Regions from separate parts of the Mus musculus genome. Here all the other regions are linked to region 2. Evidence: chromatin loops called from intact Hi-C (ENCODE). Cell type or tissue: left cerebral cortex. All regions are shown on one strand. Links, peaks and the distances in the headings refer to the core of each region. The heading gives the core; the rest is flanking DNA. Region 1 has its middle 12 kb from the start of Gm2824. Region 2 holds the start of Gm35827 (a long non-coding RNA gene). Region 3 has its middle 53 kb from the start of Gm2824.

Evidence for each region. A loop is a pair of places that touch in the nucleus more often than their neighbours do. Peaks named below come from ENCODE experiments on the same cell type or tissue, not always from the same donor. Only the 100,000 strongest peaks of a DNase experiment are listed, where the experiment ranks them.
Region 1: it touches region 2 in a loop (6-fold over the local background); 3 of 42 quality-filtered maps call a loop at or near these places.
Region 3: it touches region 2 in a loop (9-fold over the local background); 2 of 42 quality-filtered maps call a loop at or near these places.

What each region holds. Positions count from the first base shown.
Region 1 is chr15:25,029,211-25,040,439 of GRCm38, reverse strand. No RefSeq gene overlaps it. Among named protein-coding and RNA genes, the nearest start is that of Gm2824, 12 kb to the right of the region's middle. In left cerebral cortex, for the core only: no CTCF peak of the experiment used is centred there; DNase peaks (open chromatin) are centred at 4,020, 5,012, 7,632 and 7,983; H3K27ac peaks cover 1,500 bases.
Region 2 is chr15:24,715,640-24,726,868 of GRCm38, reverse strand. Gm35827 (a long non-coding RNA gene) reads right to left here and starts at 1,952. Exons shown (of 4, transcript XR_383853.2): 1 at 1,877-1,952. It also overlaps the pseudogene Gm2803. In left cerebral cortex, for the core only: no CTCF peak of the experiment used is centred there; DNase peaks (open chromatin) are centred at 5,179, 6,316, 6,830, 9,071 and 1 more place; H3K27ac peaks cover 3,908 bases.
Region 3 is chr15:24,964,249-24,975,477 of GRCm38, reverse strand. No RefSeq gene overlaps it. Among named protein-coding and RNA genes, the nearest start is that of Gm2824, 53 kb to the left of the region's middle. In left cerebral cortex, for the core only: no CTCF peak of the experiment used is centred there; DNase peaks (open chromatin) are centred at 6,022, 6,363 and 8,272; H3K27ac peaks cover 2,199 bases.

The sequences.
Region 1 (11,229 bases), core at 1,838-9,837, 310 kb before region 2:
CACTAAGGTCAAATCTAAGTGGGTCAAGGAACTCCACAAAAAACCAGAGACAGTGAAACTTACAGAGGAGAAAGTGGGGAAAAGTCTCGAAGATATTGGCACAGTGGAAAAATTCCTAAATAGAACAGTAATGGTTGTGCTGTAAGATCAAGAATGGACAAATGGGATCTCATAAAATTACAAAGCTTCTGCAAAGCAAAAGACACCGTCAATAAGACAAAAAGGCCACCCACAGTTTGGGAAAGATCTTTACCAATCCAAAATCAGATAGGGGACTAATCCAATATATATAAAGAACTCAAGAAGGTAGACTTCAGAAAATCAAATAACCCCATTAAAAATGGGACTCAGAGCTAAACAAAGAACTCTCACCTGAGGAATACAGAATGGCTGCAAAGCATCTGAGAAAATGTTCAGCATCCTTAATCATCAGGGAAATGCAAATCAAAACAAACGTGAGGTTCTACCTCACATCTGTCAGAATGATTAAGATCAAAAATTCAGGTGACAGCAGATGCTGGTGAGTTTGTGGAGAAAGAGGAACACTCCTCCACTGTTGGTGGGATTGCAAGCTTGTACAACCACTCTGGAAATCAGTCTGGCGGCTCCTCAGAAAATTGGACACAGTACTACCAGAGGATCCTGCAATACCTCTCCTGGGCATATATCCAGAAGATGTTCCAACTGGTAAGAAGGACACATGCTCCACTATGTTCATAGCAGCCTTATTTAAAATAGCCAGAAGCTGGAAAGAACCCAGATGTCCCTCAACAGAGGAATGGATACAGAAAATATGGCACATTTACACAATGGAGTACTACTCAGCTATTAAAAAGAATGAATATATGAAATTCCTAGGTAAACGGATGGACCTGGAGGGCATCATCCTGAGTGAGGTAACCCAATCACAAAAGAACTCACATGATATGTACTCGTTGATAAGTAGATATTAGCCCAGAAAATTAGAATACCCAAGATACAAGATACAATTTGCAAAACACATGAAAGTCAAGAAGAAAAAAGACCAAAGTGTGGACACTTTGCCCCTTCTTAGAATTGGGAACAAAACACCCATGGAAGGAGTTACAGAGACAAAGTTTGGAGCTGAGATGGACCATCTAGAGACTGACATACCCAGGGATTCATCCCATAATCAGCCTCCAAACGCTGACACCATTGCATACACCAGCAAGATTTTCCTGAAAAGACCCTGATATAGCTGTCTATTGTGAGGCTATGCAGGGGCCTGCCAAACACAGAAGTGGATGCTCACAGTCAGCTATTGGATGCAACACAGGGCCCCCAATGTAGGAGCTAGAGAAAGTACCCAAGGAACTAAAGGGGTCTGCAACCCTATACGTGGAACAACAATATGAAGTAACCAGTACCTCCGGAGCTCGTTTCTCTAGCTGCATATGTATCAAAAGATGGCCTAGTCGGCCATCATTGGGAAGAGAGGCCCCTTGGTCTTGTAAACTTTATATTCCCCAGTATGGGGGAATGCCAGGGCCAAGAAGTAGGATTTGGTGGCTAGGAGAGTGGGGTGGATTGCCTGGCCCGGGGGGGGGGGGGGGACTTTTGGGAGAGCATTTGAAATGTAAATGAGGAAAATACCTAATTTAAAAAAATGTTTCCCTAACACAAAAAATGAAAAATTTCAATTTATTAGGTTTAAAATGAATAATGAAAAACCATTGAGTTTTTCACAATTCACACTTTTTGTTCAGTCTTCCTTCTACATCTCTTTTTGGTCATGTTTTTACTGATGTTGGCTAGCTTCACAGAGTGTTATATTTACCTATTTTAAGCAAAAGCCTTACTATACCAAGCATGGGAAGAAAAATGAGTCTTATTAAGCTTCCAAGGGAGAGCCAACTGCCTGATCAGCATAAAATCCTGAAGAAGGGAGGATCTAATTGCTACCTTAATGTATTTTGAAATATTAGGAGGTCAAAGATTAAAGACAAGGACATAATTCAGAACAGAGAACTTAATAAGCTTGCTAATGTACCTCAAATGAGCACAAGAAGAATGGGATGTGTTTTGAAAATATTGATGAGCTTCTGCTGAGGGGACTTGTATGCCTGTAGTGCCATTTTCATGATCCAGAGCCTCTGCTTAATGGTAGAAGAATCCCACATTGCTTATGCAATGAACACTGCATTCGTGATATCTTACAGATTTTCATTGTCTGGTGAGATACCTCAGACTTCATTAACTCACTCAATTATTCATACATTTATGTTCTTTTAGACATAATCACTTTAGTGATTCAAGCAGCACAAATAACTGGAAACAATTACAAACCCTGAGAATAAGAAAGTAATAAATTAAAAATGAAAAAAATAGTAGCGACATTATTTAAATATATCAGGCCTGTATCATAAGAAAGTATTACATGAGGGCATGAATTGACTTATTTCTTATAGTTGCCAAATTACAAATAAGAATGATTAAAGTGAAGTCAAAGTTTAAAAGTGATGACTGGCATCCTTAAAAATGGTTTAATTTTCTTTTACTAGAAATAATATGTTAACTAATGCTCATAGTATATTTAAATTCACAATTACAAATAATATCAATAATTGAAACTGATAGGTATAGTTCCAGTTGCCAACTTCTTCATGTCTTCAGTCACCTTGGGAACAGGAGATTATTTTGATTGGTTTAAGCAAAGTGTAACATCAGAACATGTGCTCACTAGGAGTAGTGCCATTCCTCTGGCTTGGATCCTGGACAGTATAAAACAGAGCACTAAGTAATCACAGCTTCTTGTTTCCTGACTGTGAATGTAATGGGATCACCTCCCTTGAATTCCCTCTGTTGTGTTATTTTCTGTGACCTGTGCACTTGAACTGAGAGCCAAAATAAACCGTTTCTCTCTTCAGTCGCTTTGCCTGTGTGCTTTATGTTAAAAAGAGGAAAAGTAGTTAAGAAAAAACTTAAGCGATCTGAGTCAATATTGGTGAAAACTCAGGATTATATTGTGTTGGTGAGATGGTTACTCTAAGTAGAAACAAAATAGTCTGCACAAGCCTGTAATGGACTTTTAAAGAGAAGTATTTTGGATTCTAGAGCAAGGACATACTTAGCCATTCTCCTGATTTGAGCTTTTTACTTCTGTGTCCTGGTTGTCACACCAACTTTAGAGGGAAATACTTTCTCAGTTATTTATGAAGTCAGGAGGTGATAGTGAAAGACCCACAACATGAGGACTCCCCCACGTTCTGACTCAGGAGAGGTGACCCCCCAAAATCACCCACAAGAAACGGGTCTTGCTGCAAATTGCAAGAGGATTTTTATTCAAGAGCGCTCTCGGGCCCACGGTCATACACCATGCAGGGGTAGAGGACCGTGGCGCCCCGAGTAGCTGAGGGGGTATATAAAGGAAAAAAACACAACTCAAGGAGGTGGGAAGGGCGTTGTTGGAAAATACCAAAAATACCAGTTAAGAGTCACAAGGAAGTACAAAGTCACAGGTGTCACAAGGAATACCTGGTAATTGTTAACTCTCAAGACAGTTTCTAAGAGCCCCTAACAATAGCACATTTGCACTGCAGGTTCTGGTAATGGTCAGGGTGACTTTCTTTGAATTAACACTCTTTGAACACAGGAAGCGGGTAGGTGGAGGAATGTCACTATCTGTTTTATGATTAGCATACCTTGGAGCACTGAGTTTACTATTCTTTCAGTAGCCAAGAGAATTCTTCTATGTAGCAAGGGATGAGACCCAGAAAGCTATTTATACTTGCTTTCTCTGCATACGGTGGTTATAGCAAGGGCAGGACCTTTCCCTTCCCCTTTCTATAGATTGTTGTTTATTACATCAGTAACTGTACACAGAGGTATCATCCTTTAACATGTTCCTAGAAGGAACATCTCAGGAGTCATGCCAATTACACTTTAAACATCTTTCTGCATTAAGGATCAGGATATGAGGCAACTGTTCAGGTCCTTTTCATTTTTCTTTGCTTTGCTAGCTTTGGTGATACGTTCCTACATCCAGAGATGAGTGTGGGTGAAGTGTGAGGAGAGCGGGAGAGCAGCAGAATCACTTAGTCCCAGAAAAAGCATCCGCAGAGTTAAGACAGAGATCTGAAATATATTCATTGAAGTTTATTGCCAATTAAAGGAACTCTGAAGCTTACTTTCAGGGACATTGAAATCTGAATTCATCTAATGATTCCAGAATTGATTTCTCAATCTCAATGAGTGTCTTTATCACTCCATCCTCATCTCTGCTTTGTTTCCAAGGTTCACACTTTGTAGACTGTCCTGTTAGACTTCTCCCCTCTTCCTTCCTTCCTTCCTTCCTTCCTTCCTTCCTTCCTTCCTTCCTTCCTTCCTTCCTTCCTTCCTTCCTTCCTCCCTCCCTCCCTCCCTCCCTCCCTCCCTTCCCTCCCTCCCCCTCTCTTCTTTCTTTCTTTCTTTCTTTCTTTCTTTCTTTCTTTCTTTCTTTCTTTCTTTCTTTTTCTCTCTTTCTCCTTTCTGCTTTTCTCTCTACCTTTCTTTTTGTCTGTCTTTTTCTCCTTTCTTTTTGTGATGTCTAAACACATACACACACACACACATACACACACACACATAGTATGTATGGATATATATGTATATATAATACTATACATCATATTCTTACCCATAGTCAGTTGCTTAAAGAAGACAAACAAAATGACAATACCATATGACATGTAGGCGTGAATATATATACATACATATACATACATATATATTTAGTATACTGCTAAATGAAGGCCATAGGTAATGAATGGCTTCTGAGAGAGGGAGATTCAGCTTTCTTCAGGGACAAGCCCTCCCAATCCTTACAAGTTATTTAATCTCAAGTTGTCAGCCCTAAACAAAAAGACATATGATTCACACTAAGTGGAGTTCACACTAAATGGACTTGGCAGACTGCATTTATGTATAAATGTGTACATGTGTATGTGGACAGCCTTTTTGGGGTGCTGCTTGGCAGGAATCAGACATTGGCCAAGGACAAGGAAATGGACTTCGGGAAGAAATCTGACATTGACCATGACAGGGATGTAAGTTCAGGCAGGAATCTAGCATTAGGGCATGAGAAGGAAGTAAGTTTCGGCAAGAATCTAACTTTAGACTATATAATAGGGAAGTAGGGTGGCAGGAGTTTTAATCTTAGGGTGCAACAAAAGAAGTAGGCTTCAAGCAAGATTTTAGGCTTGGTTTGGGAGGTGGACTTAAGTATTTTGATCATTATGACAAGCCCTTTTTCACAACTGTCATGGCAGTAATCCTGGACTTTTCTCACTGCCTTGTTAGTTCCTTATTGTACTGCTCGCCCTTAGTACTTGCATGTAATTAAAATGGTATAAAAAGCAGATTGGGAAAATTAAATTTGCCTTCAGTCTGAGAATTAACTGGAGTCATGGTACAATGTTGTCTGTCTTTTTTCTTTTAAATCCTCACTCCTGTGCTGAAGAACCTCTTGACTGACTGAGTGGGCTTGGTCATGTGTAATAATAATAATAATAATAATAATAATAATAATAATAATAATAATAATAAAAGAAGAGGCTCTGAATTTGAGAGAGAGAGAGAGTGGGAAGGAACATAGAAGTGTTTGGGGGTGAGAGGGAGGAGTATAAATGATGTACAAAGTTCCAAAACAACTGATTAATAAAATATAAAATGAAATCACTAATATTTTATTTGATTTGTTTTTTCTTGAGAATTTCATACATGAATAGTATGTATTTCGATAAGATCCACCCTCTACTCCCACTTTCCCAACTCCTCCTATAAACTGCACATCACTTTCCCTTAGCTCCCCTAGTGATGATACTAGTGATACTAGTGATACAAGTATGTACATGGGTCTTAGATCACCTATTGGAGCACAGCTATTCTCTCAAGGTTGCAACCCTGGAGAAAACCAACTCTCCCTCTCCAAGCAGCAATAAGTTGAAAATAGATCCCCAGTTAAGGTCTTTTTCTTTTGAGAAAGCATCCTCCCCAGAGAATTATTTATTTTGACTCTGAAATTTAAATACCAAATCATTGAATTAATTCCTTCCTTCCTTATATCTACTTCTTCAAATCCACTATTCATGCCTGCAACTTCACTTTTTTGTCTGCATTCTATTTTCTTACCTTAAATACCTTTCCCTCCATACTCTTCTCTCTCACAGAATCCAGCCTGTGACTTGTTTTCTATAGTAAGCGAGGATGTCATTTTAGGTTTGCTATGCTTTTTCTGAAAATATTTATTTTGAGGTGACAAGAAAAAAATAAAGCAATTCATGGTAACAATAATTGTATAACTCCTGTTCATCATTGATTCAAAAATGATACTACATTAAATAGGCCAACCAAATACTTGTGTTTTTAGGTAGTCATACAACCAACCTGGAAATGTATACCCTCATGGAAGTCTGCCCTTGTATTTGCTTGTATTTGCATTCCTTCTAAATTGGTAAACAATGAAGATTTTCTACAAAAGGTGAGTGAAAAGGAAATTATACAGGCTACACAGCAATGTAAGTCATTTATTGTCAAGACATACAAAAAGAGAGATAAATTTTAAGTGAGTTCCAGTAATTATGAGACATCATCCTTAGATGGGTAGCTACTGTGTGGTTCCATTTATGGAAAATTCTGAAAAAGAAGAAAAAACAAAACCAGTGGAAAGAGAGGGCAGACAATATTTACCAGGATAGAAGTGGTAGCAAGATCAAAAGGAAAAGCACAGATTATTATTTTTCAATATCCTCTTATTGATTATTTGAGAACTTCACACAATGCACACCATTATACTCACTTCCCATTTCTCCTAGGTTCATCCTCCCAGCCTTGTGCCTTCTCCTCCCCTCCAAAATTAAGAAAAAACAAAATACAACCATAATCCGTATTGCTTATATAGTCACTGAACTCCCAGGGGCCAGCCCTTTAAGATAACTGAGTTCTTTTCCATTTCTCTGCCAGAAACCACCAACTGTGAAAGGCATCGTTATCACATTTTTAAAAGGCCTCTCTTCAATGGCTTTCTGTCTAGACCATTTCCTTTGTGGCAGAAGTTTTCAGTGTCTCTCATTTTCAACTATGAGTCTGGAGTCATCAATACCATTGCGACAGAAGCTCCCTTGCTCATAACAGAGAGTGGCAGTATAGATCATGGATCTATTCCACATGGTTTCCTGAGGCTACACAGACCACATAGGTCATTATGGTCTCCGGCTGTACTATGGAAGATGGATATCACCATGGTCCCGAGTGGCAGTATGGACCTCAGCTATCAACAAGGCCCTTGGCCACAGCATGGATCAGAGACATCAACATGGCTTATGGCTGGCAGCAGAGACCACAGACATCTATGTGGTCCCTTGTGACAGCCCTGATCATAGACACCAACATAGTCTCAGGTGGCAACAGGGATTTGTGGGCTTTAACATGGCCCCAGCACAGATTATTTTTAAGACCACACAACTCTTGTGCAGAAAGTAGTCTTGAAGAGTTCATTTCTTTTCGCTGTCAAATCTCAGAGAACTTTACAGTACAAGGAGTTACTGTAGTGAAAAATTGCTTCATCTAAAATCATCTGTCAGAGCTTAACACGAGGATGGGCAGAAGACTGCAAAAGGGTGTAATTCACAGCGAGGAGATGACGTCTCGGAATAGCATTTAGGTATTTCTACTCTTCTAAAGAGGAACAGAATCATTGCTCACAATTTTACTATTAGAACAGGAAGGAGAGAAGTGATTGTTTAAAGAAAGAAGTGCACGATCATGACGTGGAAATAACACTCAGAAGTAGAAATAACACTCATATAGAGTCTAAAGATGCTTGCCTAGAAAGTTCTCTATCAATTCTTTCATATCATGCTCCTTCCACTGGAGTCTCTGCTATACAATATGGCCCATTTGCTGTACAGATATTTTCCTTTTGTTCATTGTGCTAATGTTCTCCATATGCATGATCAAACTTCACACATCCCCACTTATTTTTGCCTCCACTGGCATGATCTCCATTTGCATGCCATATGTAACTATGCTTACATCATGTCTAAGTCCAATTTAAAGCTTGAAATATATCCTTCCCTGCAGTTTGTAATTTTATACCTTTGGAACTTTATAAAAATTTTCTCCATCAAAAGATGACTAATGCCGGGCAGTGGTGGCACATGCCTTTAATCCCAGCACTTGGGAGGCAGAGGCAGATGGATTTCTGAGTTTGAGGCCAGCCTGGTCTACAGAGTGAGTTCCAGGACAGCCAGGAATACACAGAGAAACCCCGTCTTGAAAAACCATCCCCACAAAAGATGACTAATATTCTCTAATCAATATCTAATAAAATTCAAGGAATTGTTGTCTTCTAACTTTTTTCATATTTAGCCAAATTCTCATTTCATATTATGCAAAACGTGTCTCACAAAGCTCTCTTTTCTGTTCAGTGGGCAACATTCTATTAGACAGGTCATGTCTTCATGTATAACTGGATCACATCAGGAGATTCTCCTTTCAGCTTTTCAGTAAACTTTTGGCGAGCAATGTCCATTGACTTCTGGCTTCTCTCAGTCTCTCTTGAATTATTCTGTTTGGCCCCAAACTAACTCTGGCAATCTGTTCTAATTTTCTGGCTCCTTCTCATTCTCTGGCTCATTCTGTCTTTACCCATATCTAACTTGTTCTCTCTTCAACCTGTCTCTCCTGTCTCTGTAAAACAGGTACTATGCCAAGGAGCCATTTCTTGCCATCAGAATGAAGCTTTGTCACAGGGAGCCTGATGTAATCTGTAAATCATGAAAATACTTGGAGCGATTACCTCAAAACTAAAATTGCTTTAATTTTTTTCTGTTGATTATGAATACATAAATGATTCAATAAAAATATTCATTGCATATTAAGTCATCAACTAGGGCAAATGTGCATTTTTGATAGGGTCTTCTTGTCCTCTGATTTATAAGAATCAGATCAAGTTCCATTCCTGTCAGAATTCTTTCACTAGATGTTCTCACTCTGACCTCAGCTTCTCTAATCTGATATCTGAAGCTTCTCTTCTCTAATATCGATGGCCTTTGTTATTTCAGATCTTAGTTATATATTCATGTGCAACTTAGAATAGTTTTCCTTTTCTCCTTTGCTGATAAGCATGTACTTGGTACTAAGGCGAGCACCCTGTCCTCCCTGAAATCATCTTTCAATGCCCCATGGATTGGATGTGAAGAGCATGGATGCACCCTTGTCCCTGGCCGCAGTACCATTTGTATAGAGGAAAGGGGTGCTTGCCCCTCAGTTTGGTATATATTGTTTCTGACTTCCTATTGCTATCTTCATCATGAACAATTCTGCTTACTGAGACTTAGTTCTGGAAAAGGTCTAGAGAATTAAAGAAATTCAATGTATATTTGGTAAAATGATAAATGGGAGAATATAAAAATGAATCAATATAAGAGTTAATTATTGTGTTGTTGTCTATATCAAATAATGAGCAACTGCTTATAAATCAATCCATTATTTGTATCAATAAATTAAATAAGGACAGAGCAGAACCAACCAATCATACCGATCAGCTTAGGAAGAGCACATTTATTAATAACATATTAATAATAATTAATAACATATTAATTATTAATTAATAATAACATATTAATTAGTCTCATGTTCACATTCTTTCCTTTGAATATATAAAACATCAAATGTGTGTATTAGATGAAGGTCTTCTATTTTTATAAGAAGAGATTATCTATTCTCTTTATCTATTTTTACAATTTTTAGAAACTTCAATAATATGAGGAAATAGAAATAAAAATTATGAACTCCTAGGATTACCAATAAATAGAAGTAGTATTTTAAACCCCTGCACTCTGTTTTCTTTCCTTATCTCTCATGTGGGTCTCTCACTATTTTGCGTGCTCATATTGAAGTGGCTGCATCGTACTCAACATGGAGATGGTCAGTGTCAGTCTATTGAAGGGCATCTGCCATTGGCCATTCATAGTTCAGTACAGCAGAATAAGATGGATTCAGCTTGCTGAAATGAAGGGCATCCAGCACAGGCCCTACGGTAGTTTCAGTGCTGAGACAGGGTTTCTTGGGTCAGTTCTTTTGCAAGAACTTAGGCAAGCCAGTTCTCATAGGTGGGAAAAAGTTGGAACCATTTCTGAATTGGAGACTGTCAAACAGATGGGTCCGTTTAGCTGTTGGCTCTCTTGCAAATACTTGAAGGAGGTGAGAGTCAGATCAATGCTTCTGTGGAGGTGAGTGTACATAGGCAGGCTAGGACAGGAAGGGGATGTTCAGTTCTGTGGATCCCTTGTGTCCTTACCTGGGTCTTGACCCGGTCATGGAAACACATCGTCTAGTTGTGGTAGCATTCACAGCCTCACTCTCTGCATACTGCCAGGATCAAATTTCATTTTCACTTTTGAATGATTTATTTTATTAGACATTTAGCTACTGTTTGGACTTTCCTAGTCTTTATATATACTATATTAAGCATTATTTAAGGATACTACATTTTTTGAAAAGAAAGAACCTATATATAATTTTAGCATCGAACAAGTAATCATTCGGATATATGTTTGCCATATTTTCCTGGCAAGTACCAATCTGACCTAATGAGTATCACATATTTAAAATTAATTAATAAGTGGTAGTGGAATGTTAATTTTAATTGAATTTGAGTTTTGGTACTTGTTTGGTACCTTTTCCTGTGTCTGTCTGGTTAACCTTTGCCTTTTTAAAGTTTCTGTTCACATTCTTTGTCAGTTGCCTAACAGAAGTCGTATGTTTCTCGTTACATCCATGCTAGGTTTTCAAGTAATACGGTCATAGTCTAGTCTAAAATATTATTTAGTTTCTCACTCATTTGTGAAAATGCAAACTATAGACTTGTTTTAGAAACTGAGAGGGTTGCCAGTCAGGCCCGGGAAGCGGAGGGAAGAGGCTGGGAATAGGGAACAGAATATAGCTAGACAGGGAAATGGTTCTGGTGTCTTACAGAGAAGGTCATTAGTTTCTTAGATACTTCAAAATAGACACAAGAAATCCGTTCAGACATTGCCGTTACACAGGTACTGTGTTTGGGGAGATGGATTGGATCATAAAATTGTACATATGTATCACATTACCATACTTGGCTAATGATGTGCAAACATGTGTCAATTAAAAGTGAAAAATAACCATTAGTACATTAAAATTTTATATGGTTCATCAGGTCAAGTCTTTCCCTTTGTGTGCGTGTTCCCTCATCTT
Region 2 (11,229 bases), core at 2,180-10,179:
AAGAGAAGTTAAAATTTATCACCCTGTGAGTATCTAATACACAATACATGTAGATTTCAAATGTACATGTAGATTGTACAAATCATTTTTAGAGAAAAACAACATTTCCTTACATGGGAACCCAACACCATGACTAGACTTTGCAGTTCCTGCCTGATCTCACTTGATCCATCTGAACATTAGTCACCTGGAGACTCGGGACTTCACAATGCACAAATAAACCTTTTCATCAAACCCCCTCATCAAATATGATAAAGTCTATTTATTATTATTTTATTAGAATATGTATTTTAATTTGAATTACTTATGCTTAACATGTAAAATGTAATCATATTAAGTTAGTAAAATAGTTTAAGCATTGTAATGATTTAATTTGTGGTTAAGAACACAGACTGTGATGTCATTTAGTTAAAACCCTTAGTTTTATTTCCCTAACTCAAAAATCTAGTTATTTATGACAGTAGCTGCTTTATGGCACGTGCTATTATAAATGATATATGGAATATATACAATGTACAAATGAATAAGTAATTTCTAGTAATTTCTTAGTTGATATTAGGCTCTTTATTTGTCTGACAAAAGTGCATATTGAGTGCTTTTAATCCTTCAAAATTATGATAATCTCTATAGGCAACATTATTTTCCAACAGTGTGGAAATTAAGTATATACTCTGGAAATTTACTAAAGCTGGGCACATTCAAGAGGCAAAGTCAGAACTTGGATCTACATTTTCTGGTGTCTAGAGCTGTAGTTTTCACAGACTGTGATTTCCGGCTTCTTAAATAACTGAGTGACCGTCAACATGCAGTTCCTTCAGATATAGATCTTGCACATTCCATATGTGTGTTGATTTAAACTGTATTTCTCATTAACTCATTTTCAGTGAGAACCTCAAAAAGGGAATTCTCTTACTAAACGATTTGTGTGAAGGCCCAGCTGACGGAAAGTGATACCACCCCAGGTGAGGAATTGTTGGGCAGTTTTTGATGAATGGTATAAAAAAGCAGGTTGAGCAAACCATGGGCAACTAGCTAGTAAGCAGCACTCATTAATGGCTTTTATCTCAGCTCAAGATCCTGCCTCAACTGACTATGACCTAGGATATATAAGCCTCACAAATCTTTCCTCCGCAATTTGTGTTTGGTGATGGTCTCTCTCACAGCATAGAAACCTAATAAGGATAGAAATTCATACCAGAAGTTTGATGTCACTGTGACAGACCTGACCACGTGCTTTTTCTTTTTTTTGGGGGGGGGTGGTTGGTAGCATTTGAATTTTGATTTGAAAAGGTTATTGAATACTCAGAGCCCAGTGGGCTGTTCATGGGAGCTTAGAAGTTAAGGATGCTGCAAGCCCCATGGGGTTCGGGGGAGAAAGCAACAGTGTCAACCAGTCAGACCCCCCTGGAGCTCCCGGGGACTGGACCACAAACCAAAGAGTACACATGGAGGGACCAAGGGCTCCGGTTGTGTCTGTGGCAGAGGATGGCCTTGTTGGACATCAGTGGGAGGAGCAGCCCTTGGTCCTGTGGGGGTTCGATGCCTCAGTGTAGGGGAATGCCAGGGCAGGAAGGCAGGAGTGGGTGGGTGGGTAGGGGAGCACCCTTATAGAGGCAGGGAGGGGGTGGGATGGGGGTGGTTTCTGGAGGGGAAACTGGGAAAGGGGATAACATTAGAAATATAAATAAAGAAAATATCCAATAAAAGAAAAGCAAGGACACATGGCTAGGGTTTGTGGTAGATTGGGCCAATTAGGTCTGCGATTATAATTAGGGTTACAGACTCAGTTCAACAGTAGGGACCCAGATTGCAAAGCTGAGGTACTGCTTATATCCAAAAATCTCTGGGACTGGTGGAATGGGAAGCACATGTGTACCTGTGTTGATTTGTGCTCCTGGGAAATGAAAGGGGATCAAGGAGCCCTTTAAGAAAGTCCTGTTGAAGAAAGGACAGTAATGGAACCACCCTCTTGAGGATGACCTAACAATGAAGAACCTTGGTATCCAGGCGACCCCCACTGGTTAGAGCAAGGCCTGCAGGCTCACTTGTCAGAGGCACTAGAGAGGGCAGCGTGTTTCTCTTGCTGTCTTCATACTACTTGGAGGCTAAGGCCTCAAAAAAGACATAGGGAAGGCCACGATGGTGTCTGGAAGTACAGGGTTCACTCTTGTTGTCAACGCCTGTGGCCATTTACCTGAAAGAGAGAAATCTTGACCAAGGGTCGCCAAAACCGGCAATGCCCAGACCAGGGTGAGAATGCTTCTGACCCTCAGGATCTGAGAGTCACATCAGTGCAGAGACTGTGGTGAAGCTGGTGAACAACCTGGTGCCTTCTCTGCAGGAGGGGACCCCTTCTTTGTCCCTGCCTTTCTTTCCAAATACTGAAGATTTGCCACCCGGCTCCAGGTACTGGACCTGCTGTTCGTGAGGTATGCATTCTTCTGCCTTTATTCTGAAGAGTATGAACAAGTAAAGAACGCGCTCTGTAGCTTCCTGGATACGTGGATGGACAAGAGCCCTGAGGACTTTTGTGAGTCCACAGATTTGCTCACTCTGAAATACCTGAAGGCTTACGTGTCACACTCAGATCTTATTGTCCGTGTCAATAGGCTCCTGACCCAGTTGCAGGAAGAACAGGCCAAGGATTCACCATCCAAAGATGAGGAAGACTCAGATCTGGGGAGACACACATCCTCCTATCTAGAGATTGAATGGGTATAAATCGGCAGGAAAAATAGCAAATCTGGAGCCAGATCCACTTGTGCACCAGAGCTGGAGAGCACAAAACCACCAGATGTTTCCATGATGCATTCGTAGGTCCAGATAGATGTGGCAGCAGCAGTCCTGCCAGCACACCTGATAGCAGCTGTGGAACCTGTATGTCTGTAGATACAGAGTATCTTTCAGTAATCTCCTGCTTGCTAAGTGGGCCTACCTATTTAGAGAATGGTCCTGTCACCTCCTGTTATCAATTTGGGTCTGTCCTATATCTGCCCTGCTGCTCCTGCCCCTCAGGATCAGCCCCTGATTTCAATCCATCAGTAGTTCCAGCCCCACAACCAGCCTTCCCTTCTCCTGAGAAATAGCCTTTTTAATCATTCTGATCTTTTCAATGTTATTTTAAAGGATTCTGCAATCAGTGTAGATAATACAGAAAGAGATAATAGAGATGTGGTTTGTGAAGTGCCAGAGGGAAGTAAAGACTCAGTCTTTAGATCCTATCTTGAGTTAAAAATATTTAAAGTTTGTTCTTCTGGAGCTGAAAAATCAGCTGAGATTGTCAATGTGTCATCAATAAAGTAGAGCCTTTTCTTGGGCAACACACACACACACACACACACACACACACGCACACACACACGGCGTATAAGACATCTTGGGATGTTCCCTGGAGAAGACTGATTCTGATTCTCCATAGAGCTCGTAGATCTTAATCTGTGATGAGGTTTGAGATGTTAACATGTGTTATTATTCAAAATTAGGCAACCATATATTGAGATTCCATTGATGTATTGAGATTTCATTGATATGGCTTCTGGGTCATAACTCATAGAGTATTGGAGATAGTGTTTCCCATCAGACATACTGGTTCCTTGACTCTCATCATACCTCTCTTCAGTGTTGTTCATTGTCCTTAGTTGTATAGTAGATATGACACATTGAAATGGTACTTCTGGGTCAGTTGTTCTCTACAAATAACCAGTCATAGATCTTAAATTACACAAAAATCAAGTTGAAATATGTAAAAGCACTGAATATAATATTATGTCCTTAAAACCCAGGGAGGAAAATATTCAACACTGAACTTGACAGTGATTTCCTTTGATAGAACACTAAAAGTTCAGCCACAAAAGTAAATATAAACAGATGGGGTTCCACTCAAGCAAAGGGATTCTGTACAAATAAAGCAATCAGCAAAATAAAAACCTGCTATAAAGGATTACAGTAAGTTTTTTGACAAACTTATGTCTGATTAAGATTTCAAATTCTGAAAATATAAATGAATTCACATGAGTTAATACAACAAAAATTAAAAGGGTAACTTAAAGAACAGATATGCAATGCCTACATTGTTTCCAAAGAGGAAACTAAAGTACTTAACTTGTATGTGAAAAGCTGTTCGTTATGATTAATTAATGATTGTTTTAATTAAGCATATTAAATCAACAATAATGATATTATAACACACACCTCTTAGGACTGCTTCTATTTCAAAGGCAGTGTCAAAAGCAAGGGTTGGGAAGAGTGTGAAAAATGGAATCTCTTATCTCTTTGAGAATGTAGATGGCTGTGATTACTGTAGGAAGCATTATGGTGGTTTCTAAAGAGATTAAAAATAAAAATACCATATGGCCAGTAATCCTTCTCAGTATGTACCTAAAAGAGGAGAAATCGGAACTTCTTAAAGAGATCTATTTTCCCACATTCATTGCACCATTATGCACAACAGGAAAGAAGTAGAAATAACCATGTCTGTCAACAGACTGAATAAAATCAATTTGGTACATATGTAAACTGAATGTTATACTTGTAGAGGTCTGGTCAATTGCCACAACATGAGTGGCTGTAGATTATACAATGTGAACTTTATTTATATAAAGAAAGTTTAAAATAGTGTGCAAACTCAGGCAATTGAGTGTTATTTATCAAGGACAGAGAGAATTGCATTAAAAGGCCAAAATTTACACACACAATACATATATATATGTATATATATATATATATATATATATATATATATATATATATATGTATATATATATATATATATATATATATATATATATATATATATATATGTTATAGATCTGTAAAATGAGTAAATGTAGTGACCTAATGGGCCGCAAGAGTATAGAAGTTTCCTGGAGGAACAGATGTTAAGAACTTGCACTACACAGAGTGAGTAGAGTAACTGTGACAGTTAATGAACATGCTGTTTTCTTCCCGAGTGATTATTTTCTCATGTATACACACATCACATTGTTCAGTAAAAGGATAATCATTAACATATTTGTGAGATTATAGAGTCCTAGTGTACAGCAATGGTGACTTTGACTTTTTGTACTTTTAGTCCTTTTGTCTCAGGCTAAGTGCTGATATCCCAGGCAAGGCTACCACAAGACTTTCTCCATACATTCCAATCATCCCTCTTCCAATAATAATGACTTATATTACTTGATATGACTTTCTCACAGATCCCTTTTTCTTGAAGCAGTGAATGTAGCTCCAAACTAAGCATATAATAAAAATAAAAAGGTCTCTGCCTTGGAAACATGAGATGTGAAAGTTGAGTCGATCAGCACAATGTTGAAAGAACACTGAAATAGCCCCCCTGGTTCAACTCTACAAAGAGCTCATCCTTTTAAGACAGACCCTTTTCCAAATCATGATAGAAAGTGAGAAATGACTGACTGTGGAATCCAAGGGACAAAGCATGACAGAGAGCCATCTCCATGAATATGTGGGTGTTAGGTCTAGGACTGGGATGCTGACATGTAGAGCCCAGGGCAGCTCTTTATTGGGAGTCAGCAAATTCCCTCAACATTAGTCACAAAGTTGTGACCAAGATTCCTAGAATCACAATAGTCATTAGAAATAAAGATTATTTTTGGCCATGAAAATCCAATATATCCTTTGCATTTACCGTCCAAAGTTTCTCCTTTTATAGCATCTCTTAGATATAAACTATGAAGCTTCTGACACAAAGCCTAAGACTGCAATAATGGTCATGAGAAGAGGGTAATGGTAAGAGGGAGGGAGGATGGGAGTAGGTTGGCTAATAGGGACCATGGCACAGCTAGAATTGAAGAAGTGCTGGTAGGCTACTACACAGTAGGGTAACTACAGCTACTAAATTGTTAGACTAAACACGTTTAAATGTTATTTCCACAGATAAAAAGAACAAAAATATTAAAGGCAGAAAGTGTGCTCACCGTCTTGAGTTTTTTGTTGCGCAGTGAATGTAGGTTCCAAAGCCTCATCGCTTAAGACGTTCAGCCTCTGATCCCAACAACAAGGAAACTCAGCAGAAGACAGACACTAGCTCAAGACAAATCTGTGCTCTGGGGGGGGGGGCAATGCTGTTTCAAAACACACAACAAATAACAAAACAACCCTCCTTCCCCAAAAGAAGTCCACATTACCACATATCATACTACATAAATATGGTTTGTTGGTAGACTGTTTTTTTTTTAAACATTAATTGAAAACAAGAATGCTATAGATATTTTTTCAGGATATTCAAGTAGCACATGCACATTTAGAGGCAGCATGGGGAGTGGAAAGCTTGGCAGAATGGAACAGCTTGTCTGGGGGTGGCCTTGTATTTCAAGTCAGGGCTGCTCAAGTGGTGAAGATGACACACGTGGAAAACAGATTGGGAAGTGTAAGCTCAAGGAAGAAAATTTTTCATAAAGAGAATAAAATCAACCATCCAGCTTATGATTTTTTTTTGACTTGGAATGAACATTGAAGATGAACTATTCCAATATTTTCATTTAAAAACGAACAAAAGAGATAAATTTATTTGACCTCATCAAGGTCAAATGAAGAGAAGTTTCTAAGCTTTGGGTGTCCAGCACAGACTCTTTCCTGTGTTATATTTCAACATGAATGCTCAACTTTGTTGGAAAGTGGTATTTATTGGTTGAGGATCTAGTTAGGAGGGATAATTTTTTCAGTAAGCAGTAAAAGATAGAATTATAAGATGTCTGTATTCGTTCTGGAGAATAAAGGTGAGGGGCGGGAGGCATGGCTTCCCATTTTTCCCGTTCATCAATCTAAGGTGATTTTTTGAAACTTCAACATGGGCCACAGTAGGAAGTGTGGTTTCAACACAGAAAAGAATTTCAGTAACAGCCAGTTTATAAAACAGGGTAGAGGTTTACTTAGGATATTTTAGTAAGATTACAGCAGGGAGCCTAAGAAAAAAAGGATGCTTAGAAAGAAAGAAGAAACACCCAAGATGGTGATGTGGGCTTCTCTAAGACAGAGAAGGCCTCTGAAAATGACACGTACTAAAGTATGCATGTGGGCTCCTTGAGATGTATCTCAGGTTATTATCATTGCTGTTGTATATAGGAATTAGGTGAGATTTCAACTTAGGATCTTCAAAGGGTTAGCTAGAAACCCAAATAAGATGACCAGATAGTCCCTGAAAAATATCCTGCAACTTTTAAACTAAACGATAAATGGCTAGCTCTCAGGGAAAAAAGAGCTTTAGGATATTTGTACTGTAAACAAACTTGACAGCTAGCTTTGTTTAAGATTCTCGGGTGATGCCTTCAGAAAGAATTGAGTCCCTACCCAAAGTCATCATGATGTCTAATTGTATGTCAAGTTGACACAGCTTGAGTAATATGGGACGAGGGAACCTGAGTTGAGAAAATGTCCCTACCACATTGCCCTGTAGGCAAGCCTGTGATGTATTTTCTTAATGTGAAAGGTCCTAGATTATTGTAGATGATACCACGCTTGGATGGTGGTCCCAGATTCCATACAAAAGCAGCATGAGCAGACTATAGAAAGAAAACCAGTAAGTAACACCCCTTCATGGCCAATGAAAATATTAACTGGACAGGAATTATTACTTCCAGCTGGCTAGAAGTTTCAGACTCCAGGGTGAGGAACTCTTCTCCCTGTCTCTATATGCATTATTTTAAATTCTTCCAACTTTGTCTCAGAAAAATTTTTAGTTATATCTTTTTATTATATGTACCATATCTTTTGGTGAAACCAAGGGTAGTACTCACTCTTAAGATAAACATTTTACTCTAAAATGTATTTCATTTAATATACACCATAAAGGTTTGAGAATTGAACTCAAGAATATTCTAATTGAGATAATTTCTCCTTCTCAATATCAAACACTCTCTTTGCAGTATTTTTCCTTATCAGCTACTGTGTCATCCACATGGTTCCTGGACATTGTTCATCACTGTAGTTATTTATCTCATGGCTAGCCCACACATTCAGCCTTTAGGTCTCACTGGGTTTCCCAAAGCTCCAGCTATTACTCCATTAAGGACCAGGACTTTATATATTATGTCATTGCCAACCATGTCTTACTTCCAGGAAGTGGAATCCTTTGAGAGCATCCCTCAATGACATATCTTCAGGCAATGTTCTTTTTAATGCCTGCTTACAGGAAGGCCATGTGAAGACAGCTGATGTCAGAAATATTTGTAAGAATAAAACTATAAGATAGAATTTTATTGCTAAAACCCTTGCTTCTCAACCAAGTAGCATTAATGTTAGGTATGCTCTAAATATTACAAGGATTAAAAATCCAGGAAATGCACACTAAAAGTTTCACCAATTGAAAACTGTATGTGGATAGTGGGGGAAATTATTTATTAGTCACGTATTCAAAGCTGGTACACTGTGTCTTCCTTGTGGAGGTGGGAGAGAGAGTTTGATCTATGGACAATGAAATGTAGCTGTATATCACTAACACCTTAAAGAAATGTGAAATATGCAGGATTTCTTCTCTAGTCCTAATTCCAAGGACATTTGGATATGAAGGGCTTTCTTTCCATGGTTGAGTCACTACATGGGAGAGTAGCCCCCAAGGACAAGATTAGCTGAATGGCATCTGATCTAATTACATGATCCTTACATATAGCTGATGACAGACACCATCAGAAAAATTTTTAATTTGACAAGGACTTGGCATGCCACTCCAGGTTTTGAAGATGTGAAGAGGGCTTTAGGGCGAAGGTGACCTCAAGAAACTGATATTTGCTTCTTGCTGAGAAAGAAGTTGGTTATAAGAATTCCAATTTTCCTGTAGCAAACAGTTGAACTCTGCTAACAATATGAATGAGCTTCTAAGGAAATTATTTTTTCACGAGCATTAAGGTTCTGGGTAAGCAAAGTTGACATAAGGATCTCGGAGAAAACATATCTGAGCCTACCTGACAATTGACCATCATAGCCTTGACTAATACTTGTTTTGTGATGCTTACTTTGTGGTAGCTTATTACAATGACTAAAAACGCCTATTACAGGAGAAAACAGATTCAGAGAAGTTAGTCATCAGTGTTCTGCAAGCAAATGTGTTGGCTGTCTCTAGAGTTTTTGACAACCCAGTGACACAAAAGCAGATATTTTTGTGTAAATCATCACAGATCATTTTCTCTCCGAAATTATAATCACTTTAAAATTAAATTACACTATTCAAAAATTCATTTTCTCTGGAGTTCCCCTCCATCTACCCAACTTCACTTAGATCACAAAAATGAAGAGCATAAATGAGATTCAAATTATGTCTGTGTTGAGATTTTAGATGAGTTGTTTTGCCTTCCAGCACCATGCATCTCCCTTTGTTCTCAAATGTGGTAAGTCCGTTTACTTCTGCTTATATGTAGGTTTAAAAGAAACATAATTTTTCAATGTATTATTTGACAGTTTCCTACAGGTGTATAATATATTCTTATTTTATTTTTTATTGGCTATTTTCTTCATTTACATTTCAAATGTTATCCTGAAAGTCCCCTATACCCTCTCCCTGCCATGCTCCCCAACCCACCCACTCCTGCTTCCTGGCCCTGGCATTCACCTGTACTGGGACATATGATATTCGCTAGAGAAAGGGCCTCTCATCCCATTGATGGACACCTAGGACATCCTTTGTTACATATGCAACTAGAGACACAAGCTCTGGTAGGTACTGGTTAGTTCATATTGTTTCTCCTATAGGGTTGTAGACCCCTTTAGCTCCTTTGGGTACTTTCTCTAGCTCCTTTATTAGGGGGTGCTGTGTTCCATCCAATAGATGACTATGAACATCCACTTCTGTATTTGCCAGGCACTGGCATAGCCTGACAAGAGATAGCTATAACAGGGTCCTGTCAGCAAAATCTTTCTGGCATATGCAATAGTATCTGGGTTTAGTGGTTGTTTATGGGATGGATCCCCAGGTGGGGCAATCTCTGCAACTGCTTCCATGTGGATTTTGCTCCCCATTCTAAGAAGGAATGAAGTATCCATACTTTGGTCTTCCTCCTTCTTGAGTTTCATGTGTTTTGCAAATTATATCTTGGGTATTCTAAGTTTCTGGGGTAATATCCACTTATCAGTGAGTGCATATCATGTGTGTTCCTTTGTGACTGGGTTACCTCACTCAGAATGATATCCTCCAGATCCATCCATTTGCCTAAGAATTTCATAATTTCATTGTTTTTAATAGCTGAGTAGTATTCTATTGTGTAAATATACCATATTTTCTGTATCCATTTCTCTGTTGAGGGACATCTGGGTTCTTTCCAGCTTCTGGCTATTATAAATAAGGCTGTGATGAACATAGTAGAGCATGTGTCCCTATTACAAGTTGGAACATCTTTTGGGTATATGCCCAGGAGAGGTATTGCTGGATCTTCCAGTAATACTATGTCCAGTTTTCTAAGGAACCAACAGACTGATTTCCAGAGTGGTTGTACAAGCTTGCAATCCCACCAGCAATGGAGTTTTCCTCTTTCTCCACATCCTAACCAGCATCCGCTGTCACCTGAAGTTTTGATCTTAGCCATTCTGACTGGTGTGAGGTAGAATCTCAGGGTTGGTTTGATTTGCATTTCCCTGAAGATTGAAGATGTTGGAAATTTTTTCAGGTGCTTCTCAACCATTCGGTATTCTTCAGTACCCCGTTTTTTAATAGAGTTATTTGATTTTCTGGAGTCCAGCTTCTTGAGTTCTTTGTATTAAGGAAAAGTAATTATTGCTTCCTGTTATTTTTGTTGTTAGAGTTGGGATTCTGTTCTTGCAACTATCTTCTTTTAGGTTTGTTGAAAGATTACTTTCTTGCTTTTTCTAGGGTGTAATTTCCCTCCTTGTATTGGAGTTTTCCCTTTAATATCCTTTGAAGGGCTAGATTCATGGAAAGATATTGTGTGAATTTGGTTTTGTCGTGGAATACTTTGGTTTCTCCATCCATGGTAATTGAGAATTTTGCTAGGTATAATAGCCTGGGCTGGCATTTGTGTTCTCTTAGGGTCTGTATAACATCTGTCCAGGATCTTCTGGGTTTCATAGTCTCTGGTGAGAAGTCTGGTGCAATTCTGATAAGTCTGCCTTTATATATTACTTGACCTTTTCCCCTTACTGCTTTTTTAATATTATTAAAATAAATTTAAATATTATTATTACTGTTATCCTTATTTAGTGCATTTGTGGTTCTGATTATTATGTGTCAGAAGGAATTTCTTTTCTCGTTCAGTCTATTTGGAGTTC
Region 3 (11,229 bases), core at 1,467-9,466, 250 kb before region 2:
GAACACTGACTAAGGAAGAACAGTCTTCACTTGTATTTATGTGACAACTACCAATATCTGCTGCTCAGAGAAACTGTAGTGGATTATTTTATGGTGAACAAACAAACAAACAACAAAAGTAAAACAAAAACCATGTAAAGTAGTGGTTAGTTGGGTCATATGGATTTGTTTGCCAATGTTCCATGTTTAGAAGTGCTGTATACATTCCCAGGCTTTTTTATAGCACACATAGTGAAGCTGTTCTGTCCATACTGCTTTGTAACTAGTGTCCTTGAATTATTGACTCTTTTCACCTCTTTCTTGTTTCAAAGCTTCTCATGTTTTTAGTTTTTAATATGTTTTCTTTCTGTAATTGTTTCAAGGCTGATCTATAATTTAACACTGAGCAAATTTGCACATTGTCACCACAAAGGTAAGTTAGGTATTACAAAATAACCAGTTCTCGTTGTTTAAATGCTCAGCAATGTTGTGTCTCCTTTCCATTTAACTTGAGTATCTAGGACTTTGAGCTGTGGTCGTTAGTGGATGCCATATATCAGTGTATTTCAATTATAAATGTGGAATCAGTGCTGTATTGCTTGCTGGCTATGATTGTTACTCTTCCTTGTCACCTTGACTGGAATTAGAATCACCATGGAAATATGTCTCTGAGGGTGTTTCAGGAGATGTTTAACAGACCTTCCCTGGGCTGAGGAGCCAGCCTTCATAGACTAGCATCCTGGTCTTAAGAAGTTGAGCTGAGAGCACTATCATTCATCGCTGCCCGCCTCCTGACTGTGAAAGCAATATGACCAGCTACTTGACGTTGTTGCTGACTGATAACACATTCCTCACCATTGTAGATTACACACACGAGCAGAAACCCTAACCCATCCCTCCTTTCCAGAGTTTCTGCTGTCACACGTTTTCTCACAACAATCAGAAAAGAAATTATGTCAGTCCATTCTGTAAATTGTTATTTTAGTCCATTTTCTCCCATTTGTTGAGAAGTTTGTGAAATACTAGCTCCTACTGATTTCCATTTTGAAGATAGGCCTATAATACATGCTTATTTTAATCTGTAGCTACTTAAATATTGTGCCTAACAGTCAATAAGAAAATTAGGGGAATTTCTTCTAGTTTAAAAATTGATAATCAGGCTTACAGAATTGTTGGTTATAAAATATTCATTAGGCTCTCAAGAACAGAAACATTTTTTTCTTGTTTCTGGCTATCGAGTCATGATTGCTAATATCTTTGAAAACTCTAATGTCACAAACACATTTCATTTTATCTTTGTCACAATTTTACTTCCTAAGCATGAGGTTATATTTTTTTAAAAAAAGATTTATTTATTTGTTTGTTTGTTTAATGTACATACACAGTAGCTGTCTTCAGACACCCCAGAAGAGGCATCAGATCTCATTATGGATGGTTGTGAGCCACCATGCGGTTGCTGGGATTTGAACCCAGGACCTTCAGAAGAGCACTCCGGTTCTTTTATCTGCTGAGTCATTTCTCCAGCCCACGCGAAGTTAGATTTGGACACAAGTGCTCAACTTTATCTACTCATAAACGCCAGCTAGGCTCCTCCTACTCAGCCATGTTTAATAAACCCTCATTTGTATACAGTAAAATAGAAAGCCTTTGCTCTTGACTCTTAGCGCTGATCTGTACTCATTCTGCTGCTCATGACAGCTGTAACTTCATAATGGCTGTGACTTCATTAACGGCTGTGACTTCATAACGGCTGTGACTTCATGAGGCGCTTACATTCTCACACAGCTCTTTGTAGCTCTTAGGCTTGTCTGAGGACGCAGATACACGATGGGGAACATGCAAGTCGGGAGGAAAAACAGGCCATGTACAAGCAAAGAAGAAGATGTTTCTACGAATTGTGGAAACCCCACGAGAAACTGTTACAGGACACATTCAGACAACGGCATCTAGAAGAGACCAGCCTTCTTGCAGCTTTGATTCTCTATTGTCACATAAGGGGAGATGTGCACAGGCTTCAGGGCTAAGCACGTGCGTATTTCTGGTGGGTCACCCATTGTTCTGAAACCACAGAAGAGGAGGAGCTTGTATCCCGTGATGGAGAGCTTAGTGTTGGCTGGGAAATGATACCAAACTAGAATGTGTAGGTATTGATTGGTAATAAACGCTTAACTTTCATTAAATATCTTATTGTAGCATCATATTTTTCTCCATTAGTGAGTAATGGGTTGGATTACATCATTATCTTTCCTTAATATTAAACCATGGCACCTTTGCCATGGTTTAATATTAAGGACTAATGCTCCTTTTTGATACAATATTCTTTTACTTCTGTCTTATTATCTAAATTACCATTTATTTTTAGGATGTAATTAAATCATTTATATGTAGAGGTGGTGTTGATCTATCAAGGTTTTATACCATATTTGTATGTTGGATATTAGAACAACTTATAGAAACTATTTAAGGAATCACTTTTCTTCCCATACTTTGGAGCAGTTTAATAACTTTGATCATTTAGCAATGGTTTCTTTTTTATTGATCTGTTTAATCTTTCTGAATCACTTATGTTGTTGGCTTGTCATTTCTATATTCTCATGTATTAGATATATTTAAAAGCTTACTTGTATAACGTTCATACTTTATTTATATCCATTTGATTTAAAAATTGTGAACTTTAACATTCACCTAGGTATATACATTCAATAATGAACTTTACCATAAAAACACTTGCAAAGAAAACCGTCACACCCCTAAATTAACCGAACGGCAAATGTATACATCAAAACAAACCTGTTCAGATAGAAGGGTTATTTGGAATGGACACCGTGCAGCTTTGTTTTGGATTTGTTCCTCTCTCTATAATCTCTTTTTAAAATTCTCCTTTCTTTATTCTTGAAAATGTTTGAAAGGAGGTTTGACTCTTACTGCTATTTTTCCAACTTGTCTCTGGGATTATGTTTCTTTAATACTGATATTTATTTTACTTTTATTGCTGGGCTGATTTTTTTTCCTTTTGGAGGAAATAGATGGGCTAGTCTACGTGTGATCGCTAGTCTTTAGATAGAGCAAGGAATGCACCTTCTACTGAAGGAAAAAGAGGAATACATTGTGAGCTCACAATACACACCCTTAGGTTGCTTTACAAGTTTAACACTCACGTTTTTAAATTCCTTTGATTCCATCGAGATCCACTTGTCATGGTACCCTGGTCTTGATTTATGGATGCCAGATGTTTCCACTCCAGCGGGAATGCTAACATTCTCCATCCTTTGTGGCATTAACCCTGTGACATTAAAATATCATCACTCACTGCCTTTGTTTCAACTTCCTTTCAAGGTATTGAGTGTCCCTCGCTGTCACGTCATTTGACAGTAGTGCCAATTTTTAGAATGGATGACACAGGCTTGTGTACCATGATTGTTGGAGACTTCCTCAATAAAGGTCCTCAATACACATTTATCTTAAGGGCTGTGTCTATAAGAGAGAGTGTTTCTTTTCCTTTACAACAAAATACACTTAACTTGCTCTGGGAATACATTTGGGGTACACCATTTTTGTTTGTTTGTTTTGTCGCTAGCTGTGTCTTTGTCTCTTTTGCTGATGCTTTCATAATCTTTCTTTTCCTGACTGTGGTAGAGTTGTTAAAAGTTCTTTGACTTGTTCCCTCATGTCCCTTGTGTGCCATCAATCCTTGAGGGACATTAGAAGTGTCTGTTTCTGGGCTGAGTTTTTGCAGGGAAAGATTCACTAGAGAAATTAAAGCTTTGGTGATTTTTACTCCTATGCTGAGTCACTATGTACTTCTGTGTCTTGAGGCTGATTGTTAGCTGGGAAATCATTCATCCATTTTCTCAGTTCTAAGACCAATAATCAAAGTCTGTTCTGGAAAAATTCTCACTGTTCTTAGATCAAACTGAATTTAATCATTGAACAAGTACCACTGTCAGCTGCCTTGTGTATTTAAAATGTGCCTGTCCTTGAGATCTGGTGCATTGTCTCACCAGAACTGTTGTTTTTTCTTCCAGTCCAAAAATGTATATGTGTATACATGTATGCACACACACACACACACACACACACACACACACACACGTATATGCTTTATATATAATGTGTATATACATGTATAGATTTCTATCCACATGAATACACACACATGCTCACACACATATATGTGTATGTATAATATTATTATTGTAACTATTCCTTAGGGGAAGGTACTTTGTTTTTATAGTTCAGTCATTACCCTCCTCCTGGTCTGCCCTCCCACAGTTCTTCATCCTATTCCTCTTCCCCCTGTCTCCAAGAGGATGCTCCCCTGTTCTGCCAGGCCTCCCTACTTCCTGGGACCTCAAGTCTCTCAAGTTTAGGCAAGTCTTCTCTGACTGAGGCCAGAACAGGCAGTCTTCTGTTGTGTATGTATTAGGGGTCTCAGGCCAGCTGGTATGTGCTGCCTGGATCGTGGCACAGTGCCTGAGAGATTTCGGGTATCCAGGATAGTTGACACTGCTGGTCTTCCTATTGGGTCTCCCTCCTCTTCAGTTTCTTCTAGCCTATCCCTAATTCAACCACAGGGATTCCTGACTTCAGTCCATTGGTTGAGTATAATTTTCTACATCTTTCTCAGTCAGCTGCTTATTGGGACTCTCAAATGATAGCCATGCTAGGCTCTTGTCTATAAGCACACCATAGCATCAGTAATAGCGTCAGGCCTTGGAGCCTTAGGGAAGGGTATTTGTTGTTTGGGTTCCATAAAGAGTGATGCAACTTACACCTACCATGAAGACAGTCTTTAGTTAACTGTGTTACAAATCATTTTAATAGTATCTTTTCTATTATTTTTAACTACAAAATATTTTGTGACTAGAGCAATACTTAAGAAAGAATAATGTATTAATATCAAAAAATTTGAACTTAAAATTGAGTTCAGTTGGCAAATTACTTCTTTGCTTTCTTTCCATCAATTAATTTCATAAGGAATTATAAACTCCTGAATGCCACCAATGCACTTTCTCTCTTTTAATATAAGTTCTAAGACTAGAGCCACCGATGAAGAGTAATTTATTAGGTGATTTTGTTGTTAGAATTATTTTTCAATCTCCAAAGTTGGAATTATCTGACAATATGTAAATGAATTCTATATTCCTTGCATCACACATTTCTAAATTGTAAGATTGTGAACCTAGAATCTGATTCCATGAAAATGAATACAGATGTGTTTTATTACTGTAAAGGTCTGTTTTATGTTTGTGTTTGTCAGACAAAATTGTGTTCTAATCTTTACATTTAGGCAGTACTATTATTTAACTATATATTGCAGGTGTGGAAAAATGAAGTTTAAAAAAAAAACCTTAAGCAAATTGCCAGATACATAATGAGACTAAAGTAGAAGCTAAACAATCACCTTTTCAATGGTTAGCATAGAATTGCCTGTCTAAATTTAAAAGAGAACCAAAATATAGTCAACAAATAATTTAACCACCGAGTCTATGCCACACACCCAGGTAGCCAGGAGAGAAGTAAGGGAGTAAATAAGGCATGATTCTGAAAGGCTTGTAATTATCTGGTTGAAGTAAGATGCAATGAGGCTTTGCAATTATCTACATCACTGTGTGCAGTGACAGACAATAATCGTTATAAACAACAAAAACAATAGTAAGAAGGCACACAGTAAGCCCAGGCGTATGTTGTCAGGATAGCATCTTTATGATGTTGTAGAACAGGATTTGGCTCAGTGTGGTAACTAATAAAACCTTTCTAGAACATCCCAGAGGATTTGATCTCCCTAGAAAGCGCAGCCTGTCTTGTGTCACAGTGTTTGCTGTGAGGATCCTGATGGCTGCTTGGCTCCGGTTCTTGACTAAGGCATTTGGCAGGGATCCCACTTGTCTTTGCATTTATTTGACCCCTGGATGCCCTGCCTTCCCCAGTGACCTAGGTCATTACCAGGAACAGAACCTGCTGCTCTCATGCTGCTTTCCAGTACTGACTGAGCAAATTCCTCATCTAAATTCTGCAGAGCTTGGCAGTAAGCTCCAGCAGGGACATATGTAGGCAGAGCAAATGGAGGCTTATGTAACTGCCCAAACAACTCATGCCAGGTTCAACTCAGGCAGAAACACTCATTTTGATATAAACAAGGTATACGCGTCCCTTGGTTTAAGATCATACATTTTAATTTGGACTCAATATGCAATATAACAAAGCATGCTACTTTTAATAATTGTACAGAGATTCTGTACAATATAAATTATAAAACACTGAATAATCCATGAGTTGATTGTATAAAAGTTAAATGAAAATATAGGAAATCTGATTTGGGATATTTCTGGATCTAGCACCGTTGGCAGACATGAGGTAGATTTTAAAACTGCGAATCAGTCTGCTGTGTGTGGAAGTTTTAGGATCACAGTTTCAGAACCCCGGAGGATCCAATTAACTCTTTTCTCCAGGCGCTTGGTTAAAATTAGATATTGTCTTTCTTCTTTTTCCTCATCCTTCCTACTTTCTGTCCATTCCTCTGCCCTTGGTTCTAGTTGAATATATCCACAGTGCACAGCAGTTAAAAGAATCTCCATTCCCCTGATAAACTAATTGGAGTTAATGTCTTCAGACAGGGTTGACCTATCTGTGATCTGAATAAAAAAATGCCCCCATAACTTGGTCATTTGAATAAATGGTTCTCAGTGGGAGGTGATGTGTGGAGAGACTTGTGTTGTACAGCCTTGGTGAAGGAAGGACTTCATTGGCTTTGAGACCGCATAGCCTGTCTTCACTTCAAGTTTGCTTTATCTGCTTTGTGGTTACATTTGAAGATGTGAGCTCTCCGATGCTCCTCGTGTCAAGCCTGCCACTTACTGTTATGCTTCCTCACCATGATGAACTTGTCCTTCTGCAACCATAGGCCAAAAATAAACTCCTTCCATAAGCTGCTTTTGGTTATGGAGTTTTTATCAGAAGCACAAAATATTAACTAGGACAGCCTAACTCACTGTGGGGCCCAGGCTGTCCTTGAACTCATGATCCTGTTGCCTCAGCCTCTTAGTAGTGGGATTACAGGCATGTACCAGCATATCAGTTTTTACTGCCTTGTCCTTGACGATGAATAGAGATGCTTTATAGAGATGTCTCTGTCTTTAAATGAAGACTGTTACCTTATTACAAAGAGCTAAAAAATATTTGGAAACAAAGCAGAGCTCAGGAAGACTTTAAGCTTTATGAAAATTCAATTGTTGTTTATAAGTGTCCCTTTCCAAATGTGCATTGCTACCGATGTGGAATATATATATATATGTATATATATATATATATATATGTATATATATGCATATATATATATATATATATATACATACATACACACACACATAGTCAGCACACACACACACACACACACACACACACATACATATATATATATATATATACTGGTATATACATTCACACATTTATGTATATTATATATAATAGAGGTATTATATTAAAGCGTTAGTCTAAGAGTTGATGTTGTATTTGCCATCATTTCTGTGGTAAAAGCTTTTACTCATCTTCCATTGGACGATCTTAGAATTCTTTACATAGTGTGAGAACAGAATGAATCAAATGTATGCTCCAAAACATTGACTGTTTTGTTTGTTTGTTTGTTTGTTTGTTTGTTTTACGAGACAGGGTTTCTCTGTGTAGCCCTGGCTGTCCTGGAACTCACTCTGTAGATCAGGCTGGCCTCGAACTCAGAAATCCTCCTGCCTCTGCCTCCCGAGTGCTGGGATTAAAGGCGTGCACCCCACGCCCGGCTTAACATTGACTTTTAGTTGTGTATTTTTCCCAATTTTATTTAAAGTGTATTTCAAAAGCCAAAGCTTTTAATTTCGATGTATCCTAATTACAGTGTATATAAAATGGCTGTCCTCCTGTCTCCAAAATATTTTTCTCAGGTTACAAAGTACCTCTGCTCTCTTCTTTTCTGGTTGTTCTGTAGTCTGAAGTGTGAGAATTAGGTTTGCAAGCTAAGCTGTTTCAATCACCACAGAAAATAATTCGTCATATTCTCCAAATTCAACAAGATCGCTCATATGATAGAATAATATAATTTATAGCTCTATTTACTGCTCAAAATCTCTAAAGGAAACTATAGATAAACAATTTAGGATATTGGAATAGACAAGAATTTTTTGTATAGAACTTCAGTAGCACAGCAATTAGCTCCAAGAATTTACAAATGAGATTATACAAAATCAAAGCTTTTGCACATCCAAAAAAACCTATCAGCTGAGTGAACAGATGGTCCATAGAATGGGAGAAAAACTGGTGCAGCCATTATAGAAATCAGCACAGGGCTTCTCAGGGCCTTAAAGTAAAAATCCTCTTCGACCCCACTAACTTGCTACTAATTTCAGGGTAAATATTGCACATCCTTGCTTAGCATTGCTTGTTTTATAATAGAAGAGAATGATTTAACCTAAGTATCTACCAACACATAAGCAATACTAGCCTTGAAGAAAAATGAACTTTGTAGGAAAATTGGTGGAACTAGGAAATAGTATATTTAGTGAGGTATCCTAGGCTCAGAGAGCCAAATACAGTTATGTATCGCTCGTGAATCCTAGCTTATAATTTTTGTATATGTTTATTCACACTGAATGGTGTGGAGGGGCAAGGATCCAGGAAAGTGGCTTAAAAAAATCAGTGTGGGGAACAGCCTTTGGGGGGGGGGACTAGAGAGGGAACTATGTTATGTTATGGAAGTGGAAAGCGGTATATGGTGGGGGCATAGGGAGGAATACAGGGTAGACGGCTGCAAATAGGGAGGAGGGTGGAAGAGGGGAGGAAGGATCACATACAGGGAAGAAACTCAAGCAAAACTAAAAATATGTATGCAAATGCCACAAGAAAACTTGTTTTCCACATAATAAGTAATTAAAATACGCAAATATAAGACCTGACCTAGGACATTATTAAAGGAAAGAAACTCGTTATTTAAGATAAAATAATTGTACTTTCAACAAAAGGAAACGTATTTGATCTTTTCATCTTATATTTTAACTTTACATTGGCCAATATAACCCTCACACTTTTGCATTTTATTTTCTCAGTGAGATTCATCCATTGTCTGTTTGTGGAGCTCTATAATCAAGCAAGTCGATCAAATCCAGCACTAACACATGCATTTCATCTTTATAAAATATTTGTTTAATTATGTAGTGTGTGTGTGTGTGTGTGTGTGTGTGTGTGTGTGTGTGTGTGTGTGTGTAGATATCAGATCCCAGGGAGCAAGAGTTACAGGCAGTGTGAGTCTTTTGGCATAGGTGTTGGGAACTGAACTCCAGAACTCTGGAGGAACATCAAGCACTTTTAGGTGCTGAGCCATCTCTTTAGTCCCAATGGTTGCATTTTCTTATCTAGATTGTCTTCACCACTAAAGAAAACTTAATCAGCCCACTTCTTTTCATTCATCCCTAATTGTTAACCTCCAAATCTAAATAGCTACTACCCTCTTACAAGATTCTCCCAAATTAAAGAGAGTTTGAGTCTAAACCCAGGTGATTAGAATAAAGTTTCAAAGCTCGGATGCATTGTAAACAACAGGATATGTCTCATAGTTGTGAAGGTCATAATTCTGTAAGAAGGCACCCACAGAATCAGTTATTTTGTCAGAAATTCTCTACTGATCACTTGCTTCTTGCATATTCTCTCGGCAAGAAGATGAAATATATAAAGTCCCTTTTGTGTGGGCACTAATCTCATGACCTAATTACCTCTCCAAGACCCCAACTCTCAGCAGCAGCCTTGGGGATTTAGATTCATGTCTGCATTTCAGGAAGAATAAACAATGCCCAGTGGTTGGGTTTACAGGACCAGAAACCTCAGAAATCTTTGCAAAGTGCCATGCTCATGTCAGTTCCACTCTCTTACTACGTTAAGAAAATTCATTCCCAGGGAAACTGAAGCTGCATGAAGATTAAAGGAATCCTTCAGCCGTGTGCACTTTCACAAGTGTATCTGAATATCTTGTACTATATAATTGCTCTCTGTCTTCAAGGTTTTATTCAGAGCTACGTAATATGGAGTGCATCCAGGAGATGGCAATCATCTGGGACTTAGGAACTTGTGGCTCTTTCTCTGAGTGCATCCCTTTTCTTTGGACTTTCATCCATTGGTTTTCTGTCCAGTGGAGGAGGCAGGCCTCAAAGCTGTTTACTCCTTCCAGGACTTAATACTGTTTTACCACATATAACCTATATTTATTATCACAAGAGATAAGAAGTGTGACGTCCTCATCAGGTGTCATAGTCTTCTTTGGTCTAGCTATGAAATACATATTTTATTATTATATAGCGTTGGCTTAAAAGATAGACATTACTTTGTGGTTTGGGTTACAAAATGTAATAAAAAATTTGATTAGTTTTCTTCTAGTTTGTAAGATCTTGCAAACAGCTGAACTTTCCCCTCCATGCTATTAGTAAATGTTAGTGTAAATATAAGGGTCCACAAATTAGTTGGTTTTAATAGTATGTATACATTTTTTCATGGGATGAGCAAAAGGAGGAGTATCTGTCATCATTCCATGATTCTGTGATGGTAATCATATCTGTAAGTGCCCTAGCAATCAGGAATAGATGCTAGCAATTAACTCTGTGCCCAGGAGGATTCCCATGGGCTCGAAGATACGGTGTTTACTGTAACCGTTGCAGCTTCCCGGCTCCACATAGGCATTGAGTATTTGAATGGTTGAAGATCTAGCTATGTGGCCCACTTTTTTCACCAGATTTTTATTTGTAGAAGGTCCTAATCCCCTTTCACACTTAAATGTACTAAGTATTTTACCCTCCAGGACTAAATATCCTCCATTCCAACTTGAATCATAAAATGCTCCCTGAAAACTCGATGTTTCCTCTTCTAACTTTTCAGTTTTTTGAAGGATAGCTGCATTAATTTCTTTACCAGATAAAAATCACAGCTCCCATAAATAAAGTTATTGTTTTCAGATGGAACCTGTAAATATAAGTCAGAGGTGAGTCACAGAACACTCAAATTGTGTCCTTTTCCAAACCATGTAAAGATTGGGTGAGGATGAGGAGACTTCTGAAGATATAAACACAGGGACCACCTAGGAAATTTCTAGGCTTAGAGAAACAGCAACTTTTGAAGTGTCTCCATTGTGTATTGAGAGCTATTATTTTTGTAAGGTTTTTCTTTCCAATCAATACATTTGACAACCATCACTTTTTATACTAAAGACTGGAGGTTGCC